Regions from separate parts of the Homo sapiens genome. Here region 2 is linked to region 1. Evidence: read pairs that join two places in POLR2A ChIA-PET (ENCODE). Cell type or tissue: PC-9. All regions are shown on one strand. Links, peaks and the distances in the headings refer to the core of each region. The heading gives the core; the rest is flanking DNA. Region 1 overlaps TPM3 (tropomyosin 3). Region 2 overlaps INTS3 (integrator complex subunit 3).

What was found. ChIA-PET counts read pairs that join two places held together with the same protein. Peaks named below come from ENCODE experiments on the same cell type or tissue, not always from the same donor. Only the 100,000 strongest peaks of a DNase experiment are listed, where the experiment ranks them.
Region 2: POLR2A ChIA-PET joins it to region 1 with 7 read pairs; 3 of 35 experiments call an interaction of 5 or more read pairs at or near these places.

The regions. Positions count from the first base shown.
Region 1 is chr1:154,165,168-154,173,011 of GRCh38, forward strand. It overlaps TPM3 (tropomyosin 3), which reads right to left. Exons shown (of 10, transcript NM_152263.4): 5 at 7,741-7,811; 6 at 6,246-6,321; 7 at 5,482-5,544; 8 at 5,233-5,302; 9 at 4,138-4,216; 10 at 1-2,773. The coding sequence ends at 2,770. It also overlaps the pseudogene RN7SL431P. Among named protein-coding and RNA genes, the nearest start is that of NUP210L, 14 kb to the left of the region's middle. In PC-9, for the core only: no CTCF peak of the experiment used is centred there; no DNase peak of the experiment used is centred there.
Region 2 is chr1:153,729,873-153,734,872 of GRCh38, forward strand. All of the region lies in intron 1 of INTS3 (integrator complex subunit 3), which reads left to right. Among named protein-coding and RNA genes, the nearest start is that of INTS3, 4.3 kb to the left of the region's middle. RefSeq lists an enhancer at 3,875-4,374. In PC-9, for the core only: no CTCF peak of the experiment used is centred there; a DNase peak (open chromatin) is centred at 2,509; H3K27ac peaks cover 1,141 bases.

The sequences.
Region 1 (7,844 bases), core at 2,845-7,844:
GGTCAGGAGTTCGCGACCAGCCTGGCCAACATGCTGAAACCCCGTCCGTACTAAAAATACAAAAATCAGCTGGGCATGGTGGTGGGTATCTGTAATCACAGCTCCTCGGGAAGCTGAGACAGGAGAATCGCTTGAACTCAAGAAGCAGAGGTTGCAGTGAGCCATGATCTCACCACTGCACTCCATCCAGCCTGGGTGACAGAGCGAGACTCCATCTCAAAAAGAGAAAAATAAATAAATAATGGAATGCTCAATATTCACTATCCCACAACCCAACTCTGCTTGTCAAAAATCCACTTTTGGAACCCAATAAAAATGAATATGCAAGTTTAACATGTTGGCTGGGCGCAGTGGCTCAAGCCTGTAATCCCATCACTTTGGGAGGCTGAGGTGGGTGGATCACTTGAGGTCAGGAGTTCCAGACCAGCCTGGCCAACATGGTGAAACCTCACCTCTACTAATAATACAAAAATTAGCTGGGTGTGGTGGCAGGCGCCTGTGATCTCAGCTACTCGGGAGGCTGAGGTGGGAGAACTGCTTGAACCCAGGAGGCAGAGGTTGCAGTGAGCTGAGATCAGGCCACTGAACTCCAGCCTAGGTGACAAGAGTCAAACTCCGTCTCAAAAAAAAAAAAAAAAAGAAAAAAAGAAAAAAGTTTTAACATGTTTATGAAGTACCCATTACATGCCTTCTTCCATGAGTTTTTCCAATTCATTCCCACTAGGATCAATCTCGTCCCCTCTACTCAATTCCCATAACACTATTATTTGTGGCATTCATCACACAGTATCTGTAGCTTTATGTATGTTTTCTCTCCTAGTAGATTCTAAGCAACTTGAGAGTAGGAATGGTGCCTCCATCTTTATTTCTGTCTCCATCTTAATATCCTATACCTAGAAGATACCAGGAAGTGTCAGCTGAATAAATGAATCTGAACCTTAATCTCAAAGGCTATGCGGCAGTAAGAAATGGAATGGACAAAAGGAAACGTGAATTTGATATGACTTAAAGTTTTAGATTAAGGAAAACTTCCCTACCTGATTATATCTGTTTAAAAGAAGAGCAAAAGTGTTTTTAACAGATGGAATCTTGCTGTGTTGCCCAGGCTGGAGTACTACAGTGGCTATTTATAGGTGCAATCCCACTACTGATCAGCACAGGAATTTTGACCTGCTCCATTTCCGACCTGGGCCAGTTCACCCCTTCTTAGGCAACCTTGTTGTTCTCCACTCCCAGGAGGTCACCATACTGATGCCAAATTTAGTGAGGACATCTGACCTGCATAGCACACTACAGTGCAGAACTCCTGGGCTCAAGCAATCCTCCTGCCTCAGCCTCCCAAGAAGCTACAGGCAGTACAGGCAAGTGCCATTGCACCCAGCTAAAAGAAAAGCAAATTTTAAATACATACCCTGCTGGGAAACTAAAGTACTAAGTGAACAACACTTACGTGCTTGGATTAGTATAATTCACAGCTATACTATTAAGAAATCTCTGCTGTGTAAATTGGAATGCGAATTCCTTTTTTTTTTTTGAGATGGAGTCTCTCTGTTGCCCAGGCTGGAATGCAGTGGCGCGATCTCCGCTCACTGCAACCTCCGCCTCCCAGGTGCAAGCGATTCTCCTGCCTCAGCCTCCCGAGTAGCTGGGATTACAGGCACCCACCCACCATGCCCAGCTAATTTTTGTATTTTTAGTAGAGACGGGGTTTCACCATGTTGGCCGAGCTGGTCTCGAACTCATGACCTCAGGTGATCCACCTGCCCCAGCCTCCCAAAGTGCTGGGATTATAGGCGTGAGCTACCACGCCCGGCCTATAATGGGAATTTCTAAAATGTTGATATTTAATTCCACAATATGAACCAAGGAAAATTTTACTAGCAGAAATTTATGTATGTAATAAATCATTAGCCTCATATGCACATTATTTGAAATATGCATGATTGGTCATTTTAGTTTTCCCAATAATAATTTATCACTTATCTTATATCCCACTAGTCACACACTAGCAGGCAAATGGTAGCAAGTCTCAAATATGTAAGAAAGGTTTAAAGAAGAAAAAGTAAAAAAACCGTCCAGAATTCTATCCATTGTGTATTTTTCTGTGACTGGAGTTGACATAATTAGTCAATCTTAGCAATAATGTATTGGGTTCACTGGGTGTTCTGAGGATGCACCATTTGAACCACCGGTAAAAGGGTACAGAATGTGTATTGAGAGTCACTTCAATGGCTTCTCAATGACACCACACCAAAGGAGGAATACCTGAAGAGAGAATGGAAACACTGCAGGCAGGATGATTTAAGAACCTGGAAATAAGGAATTTAATCTTGTTCAGCTTGAGGAGTATAACTAAAATTACTATCCTGAGTAACCTGTACTAAATCCATCACTCTGGTAGAATCAGATCAGCTGAGTTTAAATGTCAAGAAAAAATAGACACACACAAAAGTGGCTTTGATTACATAAGTCAGAGGAGGGGGAGCCTACAATAGCTCTTCCCCACATCACACCCCCAAGGCTCCTTCTTAGGGACAGCAACAGCTTTGTCAATGACACAAATGCAGGGTGGCATGAGGTTTCCAGCAGCTTAACATTTTAATTTGGGGTGGGGGTGGAAGAAAATACATAAGTTGCTTTTTGCTCCCCCATCCTAATGCCTTGGGGACCAGCCAGGCTGACCCAAATGGAATCCAGAGCGAGAGTGGGGCCTTGGGTTCCCCGAGGAGTAAAGGGGGCAGATCCAGAACAGAGCAGAAACGGTGATAATTATCTGTATGAAAAAGTAAGGATACTCTAGGTGAGAAGGACTAGCATCAATCTAGATAGCAAACTGGGAAAAAGGAAGAGGAAAAAAAGGAAGAGGTGGCAGCAGGAATAATAAAAGAGAGCCAGACACTTCAGCCTGAGAAATGTGGCTTCTTTTCAGGGTTAGTGGGAAAGATACAAAGAGGCAGATTAGCATCAAGGATCAGGGATCCACAGCAAACAGATGAAGCCCCAACAACTCTTTTTGGTGCTGTTTATCACTTGGCTTGCTTCTGGGACTCAGCTCAATTCTTAGGTGAATTTGGTATTTCCCATCTTGGGTAGTTCCCTGAACTTTAATATCAGGGAACCAATTAAACACACCCAGGAGGCCTGAATTTTGTCTTAATGTGTCAGGGCCCAAGTTACTGGCTCTGTGGGCCCTATTTCCTTAGTTGTATGGATTCTACCTCTAGCAGTATCCCTTCTGAGAAGACTAAATTTGAGAAGCAAATAGAAAAATCACAGTATAATGAAGAAACTATGAATACAAAATATAAAAATTACAAGTCAGTCAGGGTTCTCCTTCTGATCCAAGATTAATTGCCTCCAGAGCTTTTTTTTCTTAGACAGTCTTGCTCTTCAACCCAGACTGGAGTGCAGTGGCATTATCTCGGCTCACTGCAACCTCCATCTCCTGGTTTCAAGTGATTCTCCTGCCTTAGCCTCCCGAGTAGTTGGGATTATAGACATGCGCCACCAAGCCCAACTAATTTTTTAAATATTTTTTAGTAGAGACAGGGTTTTGCCATGTTGGCCAGGCTGGTCTTGAACTCCTGGCCTCGAGTCATCCGCCCACCTCAGCCTCCCAAAGTGCTGGGATCACAGGTGTGAGCCACTACGCCCAGCCTTTAATGTTTTTCTTTTTTTTTTTTTTTGAGATGGGGTCTCACTCTGTTGCCCAGGCTGAAATGCAGTGGCACATCTTGGCTCACTGTAACCTCTGCCTCCCAGATTCAAGCGATTCTCCTGGCTCAGCCTCCTGAGTAGCTAGGATTACAGGTGCACTGCCACCATGCCTGGCTACTTTTTGTATTTTTAGTAGAGACGGGGTTTCACCATGTTGGCCAGGCTGGTCTCCAACTCCTGACCTCACGTGATCCACCTGCCTCGGCCTCCCAAAGTGCTGGGATTACAGGCGTGAGCCACCGCGCCCGGCCATGCCTCCAAAGCTTTTGCCAAACAAATAACCAGCACCAATGTTTCAAAGATAAGGGTGGAGATTCTAGTTTCCAAAGGATAAAACCAAAGCACACCACTATGCATAGCTTGTACCCCCATCCACCCACAAGCCAAGATCCCAGCCCCACTCTACTGTCAGATAGTTACATAGAGGTCATGTCATTGAGGGCGTGGTCCAGCTCCTCGCTAATGGCCTTGTACTTCAGTTTCTGGGCATAGAGCTCATCTGGACAGGCACAGGAACCACAGGGAGGAATGAGGGGACAGAGTGAAGAGTTTCAGAAGCAGATGAAGAGAGGGAATCATTAGAAATTAGGAAAGTGTGACTGTGGGTCTAATACCACAGTTAGGAAAATATCTACTCTGGCAACCATGACTGGACATTTTCAGATCTACTCTCTCCTATGACCAACTTCCTTTCTTGATACTCCAAATCGACTGCAGCAAGGGCTGAGAACCTGGGCACAGTCATAACTAGAAATTCCTATTACCAAAAGCACTCAAGAGGATACCACTCCCATCCAGGTACCCAATTCCTAGCAGTGATAACACTTAATTGAACAAAAATAGCAAAGGGAGAGAGTATATATCCATATTCAGACACTTCTCTGCCTACAAAATGTGAACCTATTAGTGGCCCCTCTGCTCCACAGGCTGCCCCTGCAACTCTGCCAAGAGAGTGTACCAAAGGAGCATACATCAGAGTTCTCAAAGCAAAGAGTACGTTCCCTTGTCAGGGTGGATGGCAGTTACCAACTTGCAGGGACAGAAAGTATTTAGAAAGCTCCTGACATTGGTCAATGTTCAGATATGGTTATTCCACAACTTCATTTATTGGATAAATACCCGACAACTTGAGTGGCAAAAAGAACTGTGGAAAGTAGCCATGAAATGACATACATCTTGCCCTTCTGAAATCATGGCTTCCATTTAAACCCACAGACTAAAGGTTTAAGACTAATAAATTGGAGGTAAATGCAGCCATTATCATTCTCCTCAAAAGGGAAGGGTACAAATTGCAGACTATTTGGTAAAGTCTTCTTAAAGGAAAAGATTAAATTTAAAAAACCAATTCTAGAGTTTGACCCACTTTGCCTAGCTGTGGCATAGGACAGTGCACATGATATTAATACATGCCAAGTCACTACCAACTTCCTTTGGTGTACAGAAAAAGAGATTAATGGTTAATGGGCAGTCTTCCTCTATATTTCTCTATTTCAATCCCTACTCCAGGTTCCATACCTTCCAGGTCATCAATTGTCTTTTCCAGCTTGGCTACCGATCTCTCAGCAAACTCAGCACGGGTCTCTGCCTGGGGGAAATATGAAATTAGTCAGAACCAGAGATGAAGACAAAGAAGAACAATCTCTATTTCTTCCACCTTCTACTTCTGGACCTTTCAGAACCCAAACCAGCCAGTTTAAATCCATATTAATGCCTTATATACCTCTAAATGTTTTGGGTTCTGCCCTATAAATCCCCTCAGCTCACCTCCTTGAGTTTATCAGTAAGAATCTTGATTTCTTCCTCATATTTATCTTCTTTTTGAGAGTACTGTAAGATAAGTAGATTAAAAATTTCAGAGTAGAAATTAGTCACACAGGCAATACCCCCCTCCCTACATTTAACTTACATTGAATATCCTCTTGCACTAAATGTGCTGAATGGTCCAAGAGTAAGAGCAAGGCCTGGCTCTGGACAATAGGTCCTTGAAATTCAGAAATCTATGTCTTTAGAGCCATGAGATCCTCAGGTTAAAATTCTCCATGACTTTTTAAGATGGATCTAAGCTTTGATATTATTCAGATCAACCCAAGGAGGTGTTTTTCCTTTCCCCTGCTTGATGAGCAAGAGTAGTAGCACCCCAAGGTCACATGACTGAAACACACCCACATGATGGCAAAGTGAAGTCATCTGTCTTGATTGCTCATTAGGTCTCAGAGCTGATTCTGTCTGTTGCCCCCATCTGTCTGCTAGAAAGCCTGTTAGGGCCCTTGATTATTGCTTTTCAGCACAGCAGTATCAGCCTAAGGAGCACATGACTCCAGTAACCTGAGACCAAGAAGTTATTTTAATTAAAGCAATCAAAGTGCACAGAAAATAGCATTAAACCCAGAACCTGAATACATGGTAAGGAGGTAGGAAGAGGACACGCCTCACTGGATTATATATGGAATGCGTGTCTCCAGTCTTTCATCAAGGGCAGGGCTGGGCCCAGGCCCCAAAGCCTGTCACTTTCACAAACCAGCCCCTACCTTCTCCGCCTGAGCCTCAAGAGACTTGAGGTTGTTGGTGACATTCTTCAGCTCCTCCTCCAGCTCAGAACACTTACTGTGAATATTTTAAATACCACAGGAGAGGAAAAGGGAAAAGGAAGAGAATAAAAAAAGGGAGAGAGACACATAGACGTGAATTGAACCTATATGTAGAGAGAGTTGGAAGGCATACTGGGGAAGAGATGTTCCCAAGTAACCTGAGCAAGCATCAACCCTCCTCCCTCTACCATAGAACGTGTCAGGAGCTAGACCTTCCTGGGCTCAAAAATGTTTGAATACTAATAAAGCACTTGAGAGAAATCCACTACCAGGAACAAGTCATAACTGCTACCTGGGGTGGAGGTGGGAACAAATGCCCAACCCAAACAGTCCCCCAAATCACCCAAAGGAAGGAGACCCTGTGGAGAGGCAGTGAAGCAACTAGGAAAGAAGAGATGAAAGATGCCAAGTAAGTGGAAAAGAATGGAGCATTCCATGAAGAGATGAGACAGCACTCAACAAAATCAAGTGGAGGGGAGGCAGCTGCAAAACAAAAACAAAACAAAACAAAACCACACCACATATATAACCTTGCTGTGGGCTTAATGGTTAGTACCTTTTCTTCAGCAGCACTCAGACACTTCAGGTTCTGGTCCATCAGTCTAATCTGCTCATCCATCTCTCGGCAACGGCTGTTAGTGATAGTCACGGGGATGGCACAAGCCAGGTTGTGGGGAGGGAGAAAGGTCAAAAAGGAACACAGCAAGAAAACAAGCAGCAAAACGAAAAAAAAAAATTCAAAAAATGGGAAGAGAACACCACCATGGTCATGATATGTTATGTCTGGCAGACGGGAATGTAAGAGGGAAGCACAAATACATATGCATTCAGCACTGACTTTGTTAATCAAGGCCCAGAAGGTACCGACGGGAGAGCAGTTAATATCTACCCTTGCCCTAAGGTTCCCTAGCAGATTGGCAAAGTGGCCAAAACAGACACCAGATTTTTTTTTTAAATTTATTTGTTTTAGGGACAGGGTCTCCCTATGACGCCCAGGCTGGCCTCCAACTCCTGGGTTCAAGCAACCTTCCTGCCTTGGCATACTAAGTAGCTGGGACTACAGGTTTGAGCCACCACACCCAGCCAGACACTAGATCTTAAATCAGGATAGCCACTTTGATGTCTTCCACCCCAGGTGGAAGGACCCAGTAGGATCTTCCAATTAACTGTTCACCATGTATTAGTCCTTATTTGCTCTCAATTTGTAAACCCTACCAACAAAAAATAAGAAAGCCTCTTTTGTCACTTGTCACTAGTCAGGAGAATAAGGAAGCCTAAAACCATTCTTGGGCCTAAAAAAGCACTATAGATGACTCCCATTCCCTAGGCCCTGTTTAACAAGGTTGAAGGAATGCTAATTTATTCATATTAGTGCCCAAGCCAAAGGGGAAGGGATAAATTGGTAATGACAAGATTTGGGGAGCTAGATACTCACGACTCTGCCAGCTCAGCTCGTTCCTCTGTGCGTTCCAAGTCTCCTTCAATGATCACCAACTTACGAGCCACCTACAGGAAAAGATCCCAGTATAGCTTAGTGAA
Region 2 (5,000 bases), core at 1-5,000, 440 kb before region 1:
AAAAAAAAAAGAATATGAGATCCAGAGCTGAGACGTGATTGCTTAACTGTTTGTAAGGCCTAATATTCAACTCGGTGGTTATCCAGGGACAGGATGAGTACATTAACAGGCCTTAGCTCTTCACTGGCTGTTTCCCAGCTTCTAACTTTATCAGCTATTAGAGGGTGGGCAGGCAGACAGGTGAAATTCAGAATTTAGATTTGAAAAAATGGGTCAGATACAAGATGGTAGAACATACATGCCAAAATGAACTTTGTGAATCAAGAAGTGGCTGGATAGTAACTTTGTGGATTTTCCACCAGCAAATGTCTACTTGCAGTCTGCCTTCCCGTCATGCTTTTCCCTCATAATTCTGTGGGCATTCAGGTAAATCAGTTTGTTTTCTGCTGTCTGTAGTTATCAGCTAAGGTAGATATAATTATGAATGTGAACAATGTATTCCCAAAACAGGTGAGAATGACTTTAGGACTGCCTGGCAATTGGAATTATTTACTTTTTAAGAAATGGCCACTGTCATTGTCAAAACATTTCTTGATCCCTGTGTACTAACACTGGAGCTCTAGAAGTATAGAAAGTCAATAATGGACTGCCTTTGATCCCTCCATCAGTTTGAGTGGAGGGCAAAAGACCCAGGGGTTGAAATCCCCACCCTGATTCTTAGAGGCGTCATTGTGTCTCTGCTTTAATTCAATTCACTGAATAGTACAGCATCCTGTTCTTCTGAGCAGTGACGTGTTTGCTACTAAATGAAATGATGCAGCAGGAGGGGACCATCGAAGAGGGGAAGCATGCATTTTCTGGCTTTTTTTATACTGAGAGTGAACTTCCAACTGTTTCCAGGGAAAAGGGGGAGGGAGGGTCTTTCTTTTTTTCTGATCTCCATAATGTGGATGTTTCCCAGTATGTCTCAAGCTCCCCCTTCTTTGCCCTTTGTCCTTTGCATTTGAATTTTCTAGCAAGACTTGCCACACTATTTTTTTCCCAATGTGTGTGGTTCGGTTATCCCCACTAGACCAGAGGGTCTCTAAGGGCAAGACTTACTGGCTTCTTCCTCTGGGTCTCCCCACAGATCTCTGCACACAGAAGTTATGAAAACTTGGTGTTGATCGACTGACCTCTGCTTGTTCTGGCTTGGTTATTTTCCCATCACAGACCTACCTATTGCCCAGGAACACAGAGGTAGTTTCCTGACCATATATGCTTACTGTGTGCTGGGTCTGATAGGAAAACAGGTTGGAGGACATCCAAGGTCTGCCTTTCGAAGCTTATCATCTAATGGCTTCATTTAACACGCCCACAAGAAGGTAAAAAAACAAAAACAATAAACAAAAGAAACTAGTTAGAGTAGTGAAGAGACAGGTCATTATAATTGGGTGTGATTAGGAAAGACCTTTAGAGATTTGGAGTAGGAAGCACTGGTCAAGAGCATCCCAGGCAGGAACTCTTAACTCTACTACCCTAGGGAACATTTGGTATATCCTTTCTTCTCTTTGGCCCTGTTTTTCCCTTTGAAGGCGGAAGTCTTCTTGCCCATTCCCATCCCAATTTGGGGAGGGAATGAGATAAAAATAGTGCCAGAGATTGAAGGAGTTTAGAACATGTAGTTCCTAATCTCATGAGCCTTGGTAGCTCCTGGTTTTTCTTCTGCCAAAGAGGGACCAATCACTTTTAAATCAGGCTGAAAGTGGGAGGCCCAAGAGCGTCCTCTTTTTTTTTTTTTTTTTTTTTGAGATGGAGTCTCACTCTGTCGCCCAGGCTGGAGTGGTGCAGTGGTGGGATCTTGGCTCACTGCAAGCTCTGCCTCCCGGGTTCACACCATTCTCCTGCCTCAGCCTCCCGAGTAGCTGAGACTACAGGCGCCTGCCACCACGCCCGGCTAATTTTTTGCATTTTTAGTAGAGACAGGGTTTCACCATGTTAGCCAGGATGGTCTCTATCTCCTGACCTCATGATCCGCCCACCTCGGCCTCCCAAAGTGCTGGGATTACAGACTTGAGCCACCGCACCTGGCCCCGCGTCTTTTTTTAACTTTTTTTTTTTTTTTTTTTTTTTTGAGACAGAGTCTCCCTCTGTCGCCCAGGCTGGAGTGCAGTGGCGCGATCTTGGCTCACTGCAACCTCTGCCTCCCGGGTTCAAGCGATTCTCCTGCCTCAGCCTCCAGAGTAGCTGGGATTACAGGCACTACCACTCCTGGCTAATTTTTGTATTTTTAGTAGAGATGGGTTTCACCATGTTGGCCAGGCTGGTCTCGAACTCCTGACCTCAGGTGATCCACCTGCCTTGGCCTTCCAAATTGCTGGGATTACAGGCATGAGCCACCGAGCCTGGCCAGAGCTTCCTCTTAAGCGCTGGATAGGTCTCAGGGTTGCATTTGGTTAGAGGTATGTCTCTACCTGGTTTTCCCCAAGGAATAATTCATATACATATGTGAGGAGTCTCCAGGGACTGGGCTTTGAGTCACTTCTAGTTTTTGTCCCCTTACAAATCATAATTTCATATACCAGTGACTCATGGTTGTGGAATACTTTGAACGCAGCTTGTTCAATAACTCCTCACCTACGTGAGTCCTTGGGGATTTTTTTTTTTTTTTTAAACGGAGTTTCCCTCTTGTTACCCAGGCTGTAGTGCAATGGCGTGATCTCAGCTAACTGAAACCTCTGCCTCCTGTGTTCAAGCGATTCTCCTGCGTCAGCCTCCCAAGTAGCTGGGATTACGGAAGCCCACCACCACACCCAGCTACTTTTTTTGCATTTTTAGTAGAGACGGGGTTTCACCACATTGGCTAGGCTGGTCTCAAATTCCTGAACTCAGGTGATCCACCTGCCTCGGCCTCCGAAAGTGCTGGGATTACAGGCGTGAGTCACTGTGCCTGGCCATCCTTGGGGATTTTATGAGTTAGATTGTATATTCCTTTTCTGAAAATGAGGAATTTAGTCTTTTTTTTTTTTTGAGATGGAGTCTCACTGTGTTGCCCAGACTGGAGTGCAGTGGCATCATCTCGGCTCACTGCAACCTGCACTTCCCAGATTCAAGCGATTTTCCTGCCTCAGCCTCCTGAGTAGCTAGGAGTAAAGGCACGCACCACCATGCCCGGCTAATTTTTTTGTATTTTTAGTAGAGACAGGGTTTCACCATGTTGGTCAGGCTGGTCTTGAACTCCTGACCTCGTACACCATGTTAGGCTGGTCTCGAACTCCTGACCTCATGATCCACCTACCTCGGCCTCCTAAAGTGCTGGGATTACAGGAATGAGCCACCGTGCCGGGCCAGAATTTAGTCTTTTAAGGCCACTGACTTCCCATAGGGAGCAGTATTTACCGAATGCTTTTTTTTTTTTTTTTTTTTTTTTTTTTTTTTGCAGATGCAGTCTTGCTCTGTCTCCCAGGCTGGAGTGTAGTGGTGCGATCTCGGCTCACTGCAACCTCCGCCCCCTGGGTTCAAGCGATTCTCCTGCCTCAGCCTCCCAAGTAGCTGGGACTGCAGGTGTGCACCACCACGCCCAGCTAATTTTTGTATTTTTAGTAGAGATGGGGTTTCACCATGTTGTCCAGGCTGCTCTCGAAGTCGTGACCTCGTGATCTTCCTGCCTCAGCTTCCCAAAGTGCTGGGATTACAGGCGTGAGCCACCGCACCCAGCTGTCCTTGGGGATTTTATGAGTTAGATTGTATCTTCCTTTTCTGAAGATGGGGAATTTGGTGTTTAAGGCCACTTCCCATAGGGAGCAGTATTTACTGTATGCTTTTTTTTGTGGGGAGATGGATTCTCGCTCCGTCACCCAGGCTGGAGTGCAGTGGCGCGACAGCTCCCTGCAACCTTCGCCTCCCGGGTTCAAGCGATTCTCCTGCCTCAGCCTCCCGAGTAGCTGGGACTACAAGTGTGCGCCACCACACCCGGCTGATTCTTGTATTTTTAGTAGAGATGGGGTTTCACCATGTTGGCCAGGCTGCTCTCGATCTCCTAACCTCGTGATTCGCCCCCCTCAGCCTCCCAGAGTGTTGGGACTACAGGCGTGAGCCACCACACCCAGCCACTGTATGCTTTTTACCAGACTCTATATCCACCTGGCTGAGGGAGGGGAAATGGAAAGGTTAGAGGGGTTCCTCCAGCTTGAGTCTCCAGCTTTGGGTATATACTGGGAAAGAGAAAGGCCTTCCCCCCCTTTCTCCCCCATTTCATCTGCTGCTGCTCTCATGGAAACCATGGTCAGGTAGTCTTAGTATTAGAAAAATTAGTTCAGGAGCTCCTAGAGATTGTAAATATTTACTCAGCTCTCTAAGGTACTGTCATGGAGGGCTTACTCTGAACAGAGCCATTCTGCCAGCAGTTGTTGGCATCTGAACCTATGATTCTATCTTTACTAAGAGACTCTGGAGACTAGGGGAAAAGCGTTGCTATTACTTGATTGTAGGGATCTGGCTTCCTGTGGCTTTCTTTGAAGGGACATGGTCCTTTGTCACCCTGAATGATTTGTAATCAATTTTCCCATCCCTGTTTGGAAAAGTAATTTCTGTAGTCCAGGAAGAGTAAAGTATCCTTTATACTTCTTGTTGCCTGTGAACAGAAAGGACTGGGCCTCTCATTTTTTCCTCATTGCAGTTATCCACCCATCCAAATTCTGGACTCTCACTTTCTACAACCTTAGCTGAGCCTCTCTGTTCCAAGAGGCCACTTTGCTCCTTCACTGAGCAGTGACCCATAGAATTGACTCAGGCCTCTGAGCAGAGCTCACGGGAGCTAGGGAAGGGGCCTAGAGAAACTGTTCAACCCAAGGTCTCTCAGCAATAGATCATTGCTGGAGGCTCAGCTAGCCCTTTGTGTAGCCAGCTTTGCAGGATCTGGTAGAGGGTACATCATTCAGGCCCCTCCCTCTCCCCTACCTTTTCCTCTTGTCTCCTAGAAGGCAAAAGTTTACAGAGAGTAGATAGGAGAGAAAGCTTTTTAGCCTGGTCAGGAATTTATTCATGTCCTGTGGTAGGAGTTTTCAGGAATCTTTAAGGCC